Linked DNA regions of Homo sapiens: region 1 is linked to region 2. Evidence: chromatin loops called from intact Hi-C (ENCODE). Cell type or tissue: Caco-2. All regions are shown on one strand. Each heading gives the region's core, and the rest is flanking DNA. Links, peaks and the distances in the headings are about the cores only. Region 1 has its middle 22 kb from the start of SPRY1. Region 2 has its middle 30 kb from the start of TRC-GCA2-1.

Region 1 (2,925 bases), core at 259-2,758, 61 kb after region 2:
TTGTGATCCGCCTGCCTCGGCTTCCCAAAGTGCAGTGGCGTGAGCCACTGCGCCCAGCCTAGTCCTTAACGTTTTTATCAAGAGTGCTGCCTACACATTTCAATTGTAGATGTATTAAAATTGAGATTACTCATTTTTTCCAAAGAATGTGGGAAAGCGATTGCCATAATCTCCTTAAGGACAAGGTCTCCATCATCCTTCCACCTCTAGTGCTGGGGCCAGGATGTGGGGCAGAGTAGGTGCTTGGTAACTGTTGAGGATTTAATGAATCAATCAATCAGTACTCCTACACACCTACCTTGTCACAGGTGGACACAATATGTTTCACAGAGAAGAGTGGTCTAAAAATATTTATTCCAAGTATTAAGGTAAACACCCTATCACTACCCAAGACACAATAAAAGGGCAATAAAACATTGTTTTCTACACGTTAAGCACCTGAAATCTTTTTTTTTTTAATTTGAGTTGGAGTTTCACTCTTGTTGCCCAGGCACTTTTGTTGCCAGGCTGGAGTGCAATGGCGTGATCTCGGCTCACTGCAACCTCTGCCCCGCTGGCTCAAGAGATTCTCCTGTCTCAACCTCCCAAGTAGCTGGGATTACAGGTGCCCGCCACCACGCCCAGCTAATTTTTGTATTTTTAGTAGAGATGGGGTTTCACCATGTTGGCCAGGCTGGTCTCGAACTCCAGACCTCAGGTGATCCACCCGCCTTGGCCTCCCAAAGTGCTGGGATTACAGGCATGAACCACAGTGCCCAGTCCCTAAAACCATTTCATAAGAATATTTGTGGCTAATGATTAAATGTAATGGGAAATAAAGCCTTTTTAAGCTGAAGCTATTTTAACAAACAGGAGAATTCTAGAGTTGAATTATGTGTAAAACACAAAAAGACCTTGAATAAATGTCAACAAGTTATGAAAATTGTTCACCTCATAAAACATATAGATTTACAGCCTGAGTCAAAATGCATGGCTTAAAATGACGCTGTTTCTCTAGCATCTTCCAGGGAGTGCTTTCTTGGTTACTCTTCAGTGTTTTAATAATACTCTTTTTTCTTCTGCTTTTTAAAACTTTTGTGCTGTCAGATATATATGATACTCCATGCCACCTTGCTAATGCTAAGACAGCTATTGTATCCATAAAACCACTGCACAGTGTCTAAATCAGGAGCTGAATATGTTCTTCTACCTTTTATCGGCTCTAAAAAATGCAGAGCAAACATTATCTATTGTTAATTACCTGTAAAGTAGGGCTTTAGCCACTTCCCCTGTTTCTAAGAGCCCTGAAGTGAAACCTAAAAGAAGTCACCCATTGTTTTCAATTGTGCAAGGGCCAGGAGCAAACAGGGCTCAAATTGCAGCTCTGAAAGGCCACAGGAAATTGGCATACCACTAATCTGCACTCAACTATTCAAAGAAACAAAGCCTGCATTCCTGCTGAAAAACTCACCAGCAGAAACCCAAGGCAGATCTGTTCAGTAAGGACCACAGAATAAATCTGCAGAAATAAAAGTTTTTAATTAGAGTGCCATGAGACCTGGCTCTAGTTTCCTAGCTCTGAGAGTAACACACATCGTTTAGATTTCTACGTAGTCTTCCCAATTTTCTCCAAAATGAGACTACATAATTAGAATCCTTCCTGTTTAATGATGTCAGCAGGGATGGGGTTGGAGGAGATAATAAGAGGTCAACTGTTCACTATAGATAGCTGAGTTATAATAAACTAGAGTACTGAAATAATAAAAATGTAAGGGGATTTAAATTTACTTTTGTGTATTTGGGCTTTAAACATTCCCTGTAAACACAACAACGTTGTTTCTAAAGCATAGGAGTTGAATACAGTTAAGAAATTGGCCAGATTATCTTTCATATGGAACAGAGCAATTTAAAATGAGCTTCCTATAACATTCAAGTATGAAAATAAGGATTGTTTTTTTCAACTGGATATTCCATCACAGCAAAAGTCATGAGCCAAACCCTGATGCTTCAGCTGGTTTGGCCCATCTGCTTGATCTTACATAGTGAGAGCAGAATGAACTAACAGAATCAGGGAGTTTAGGTTCTAGTCCTAACTTTATCAATAAATGTGAAAATCATAATCCTCCCTGTGTTAGATTTTATCTGCAAAACTAGGCTAATAACTTGGCCCCTCTTTCACTCGTAAGTATGTCAAAAGCCCAATATGTTATAACCTAGGTACTTACAGAAAATGTGTGCAATATACAATCTGAGATATTACTGTATTTACTAATAATAGTGCTTTGAGTGATAGATTCCATAATATTATAGATCTATCCCCAAGACCATTCAAAAGTATTTACAGCCATAGTACATATGAAAAAAAAGAATGTTTTGAGGGGTTTCATGCCTATGCCAAGTTCAGCAAGAAGAGTAAACAATAGTTTAGTATCCAGGAGAAAGAGCATTAGCATCTAAGAAGCTGGGAAGGGCCCTGGCATTTTTTTTTTTTTTACTTTTTTAATTACTCTTAAGGATACTTTGGACGCTTAACAGAGAAGACCAAGTGGTTTGCATTATCAATAACTAAAAATACATTAGTAAAATGAAGGAGGAGTTGATTCCAGGCATTTCCATGTCAGGCCTATCTATTTGGGATGTTATAGAAAGGATGCATTATTATATCCCGTGAGAGGTGAGCCAATTCCACAGCCTTGAACATCTGTCTCCTCTAGTGCCAGAGGTTTTACTGCCACAATTCTTAAAATTAGTCTCCCCTGGAAACCTTAACATGATCAATGATATTACTGAAATTCTCTGCAGCAGATAATTACATATCTTTTTTAGAATTCTATTTACTAGTATTTGCTAGACAAAAATGACTTTAGGCAGGAGACACATCATGTCAGAATATATATTTTATTAATGCAGTGAATGGCCCTCTGGCCAGAAAAACAGAAGCCAAAT
Region 2 (2,925 bases), core at 286-2,785:
GTAATCCCAGCACTTTGGGAGGCTGAGGCGGGTGGATCACCTGAGGTCAGGAGTTTGAGACCAGCCTGGCCAACATGGCGAAACCCCGTCTCTACTAAAAATACAAAAAATTAGCCAGGCGTGGTGGCAGGCGCCTGTAATCCCAGCTACTTCAAAGACTGAGGCAAGAGAATCACTTAAACCTGGGAGGCAGAGGTTGCAGTGAGCAGAGATTGAGCCATTGTACTCCAGCCTGGGCAACAAGAGCAAGACACCATCTCAAAAATAAATAAATAAATAAATAAATAATAAAATAATTAAAAAATAAAAAATAAATTAGCTGGGCGTGGTGGCACACGCCTTTAGTCCCAACTACTTGGGAGGCTGAGGCAGGTGGATTGCTTAAGCTGGGGAGATCAAGACTGCAATGAGCCATATTTGTACCACTGCATTCCAGCCTGGGCAACAGAGCAAGACCCTGTCCCCGAAAGCAAAACAAACAAACACAAAAACCAACCACAATAATAGACACTAGCATGATTAAGCAATAAATGCTTTTTGCAGGAAAGTAGACTTGCTATGCCACTTACTAGCTGTGACTTAGACCAAACCCCTTCACCTCTCTGAGCCCTTGTGGTGGCCTCTTCTGTCAGCTGAATCTAATAACACTTGTGCTGTTTACTCATGGGCTATTGCGCAAGTCAAATGAGAAGACCTATGTGAAGGTGCACTGTAAGTTGCAAACCCCTAAATGAAAAAGATCCTGTGTAAGTCATTCCCTTACCAACCAAGCTTGCTTTGGTCGATTGGAAATTTTACAGGGCCACAGGATAAAATGTATTAGGAAGAACTGGTGTACAATCGTGATTATCGATTAACTTGTATTCAATCGTAATGCCTTAAACCAACTCATTTTGAAAACCTCTAAATACAAATAAATCAAGGCAAAACCAATCAGCATTTTTGTCAAAAAGAAAAAAAAAGATTGGCAGGAAACAAAAGCTATACCAAATATAAGAAGTTGCACATGCCTTCTTAATCTCCTACTGGGAGCAGGAAGTGAGTGAATGAAGGTTCATACTCCTGAGCACCCAGTTTCCCCAGCTATATGCACATCATAATATCCCTCAAAACTCCATTAGCTACTCCTCTGTTACAATTCCAGAATCACACAGCAGTTCCTATGCTCCTATATAGTAATTCAAAAATACAGACCTTTGGTCATTTCTCAGCCTTTTGGCTAAGATCAAGTGCAAAAATATACACATTTTACACACACACACACACAATTTAAGAACACATTGTAGAAATCGATCACAGCTATTACTCCTTTTTTTTTTTTTTTTGTTAACAATTCAATAGAATTACAAGAGGAAGAAGGAATGTCATTATGAACCTGGGTGTCTGAGAGGGCCAGAGAAGGACTGAGGGCAAACAGAAAGCTATGCTATCAGGAGGAATTTACACAGGTAGTCAGGTTTCTGAGTATGCAGAGGAAAGAAGTTTCAGTTGGATCACATTCAACAGGACATGAGCCCGGAAGGACTGCTTTAGTCTTATGATGTAAAAAGAAGTTATATAAGTTGAACAAATGCTCCTCTCTTTCAGGAATGTCTTACACAAGTTGCACAAACTGTCAGAAGCCTCAGGGAAATAGCCAGTGGTAAAAATGTTTGTCCAGCACTCAGCTGACAGGCACGCATTGCAAAAGTGTCCCTGGTATTTATTACCCTTGCCCTGCCCCCAACATATGCACACCACAGTACAGCAACGGGGCTGCAAGCGAACCACATCAAAGTGGAGCCTCACTCCCCTTTTGCCCTTCTGAGTTCCAGCCAGCCGATCAGGCCTGCTGTGCGGAGGTGAGCCTTTGAGAGGTCTTCCTCGTTCCTCCCTAGGCTAGACCTGTTCTAAACACAAACAGAGGGCTCCATCTCCACCACGGTTCATCTGATAAAAGTCACATTGTTCAAAGCCACACTCAGAAAAGCATTATAAATTGTACTACAGGAATAGCTCCTCATCAGCAGAAAGATAGCTTAAATAACCTAATAATTCCTATCTCTAATGCTGTGATTCTTTAGAACTGTTCAAGGGAAGAAATTCCCATTGGGCTGAAAAGATGGAAGGCATGGAGAAAAAAATAATAAAACATCTTTTCAAATCATTGGACCTTGTATATTTGCCCCCACCCTAAAAATTGGATCTTCGTTTACAGAAAATGACTATGGAGCATGCCACAAGTGAAATCCAAATTACCCTTTCCAGCTTGCTTTGGTGTGATAAAACGCATTCCAATTTTTTGTGTTGTAAAAGTCCAGAAAGATTACCACATTTCCCTCACAAGTGTCATCCAGGATATATTTGCACAAGTGTTATTTAAAGGTTGAGTTGATTGGATTAATGGAGCAGGCACCTCCACCATAAATGGAGGGCTTGTTAATCTAATCCTTACCTCCTCCTTCAAAAAGGCTACTGTTTCTGTCTTGTGTGTCTGAGAGAATGGTCCACATGAAGAGAATACCAACAGTAATAACAACCTGTACCGAGCGCTCCCTATGTGCAGACGCCACTTTATGCATCCTGCATTGATCAAATCCTTTACTCCTCACAGCAGCCTCAGAGGCCGGGCTGTTGTTGGCCCCATGCTTCCTTCCTGTGCACGTCTCACAGCTGGTGACACACGGTTTTTCCCTCATGCAGTGTTCTCTCTGTGGCCTGGCATCTGTGGCCATTGTTCACAAGGACGTCAGCCACCACTTCTTCACGTCACAGGATGTAATGTCTCTGCTTCTAAACCACAAGGTTTCCCCACTTTTCTATTTTTGTAAGTCAGTACAGATGCTGCCTTTCTGGGAGTTGTTTTTCTGGGAATTTGGACCTTCTTTTTTCCTAGGCTGTACTCACATACTGTTGTCATTCATCTTCCAGCCACATCTAGTATCT

The links. Hi-C counts contacts between places; a loop is a spot of excess contacts. Peaks named below come from ENCODE experiments on the same cell type or tissue, not always from the same donor. Only the 100,000 strongest peaks of a DNase experiment are listed, where the experiment ranks them.
Region 1: a loop joins it to region 2, with 4 times the contacts of the local background. A loop is called at or near these places in 6 of 110 quality-filtered maps.

The regions. Positions count from the first base shown.
Region 1 is chr4:123,417,071-123,419,995 of GRCh38, reverse strand. No RefSeq gene overlaps it. Among named protein-coding and RNA genes, the nearest start is that of SPRY1, 22 kb to the right of the region's middle. RefSeq lists an enhancer at 1,132-1,689. In Caco-2, for the core only: no CTCF peak of the experiment used is centred there; a DNase peak (open chromatin) is centred at 1,355.
Region 2 is chr4:123,477,795-123,480,719 of GRCh38, reverse strand. No RefSeq gene overlaps it. Among named protein-coding and RNA genes, the nearest start is that of TRC-GCA2-1, 30 kb to the left of the region's middle. In Caco-2, for the core only: no CTCF peak of the experiment used is centred there; DNase peaks (open chromatin) are centred at 629 and 1,749.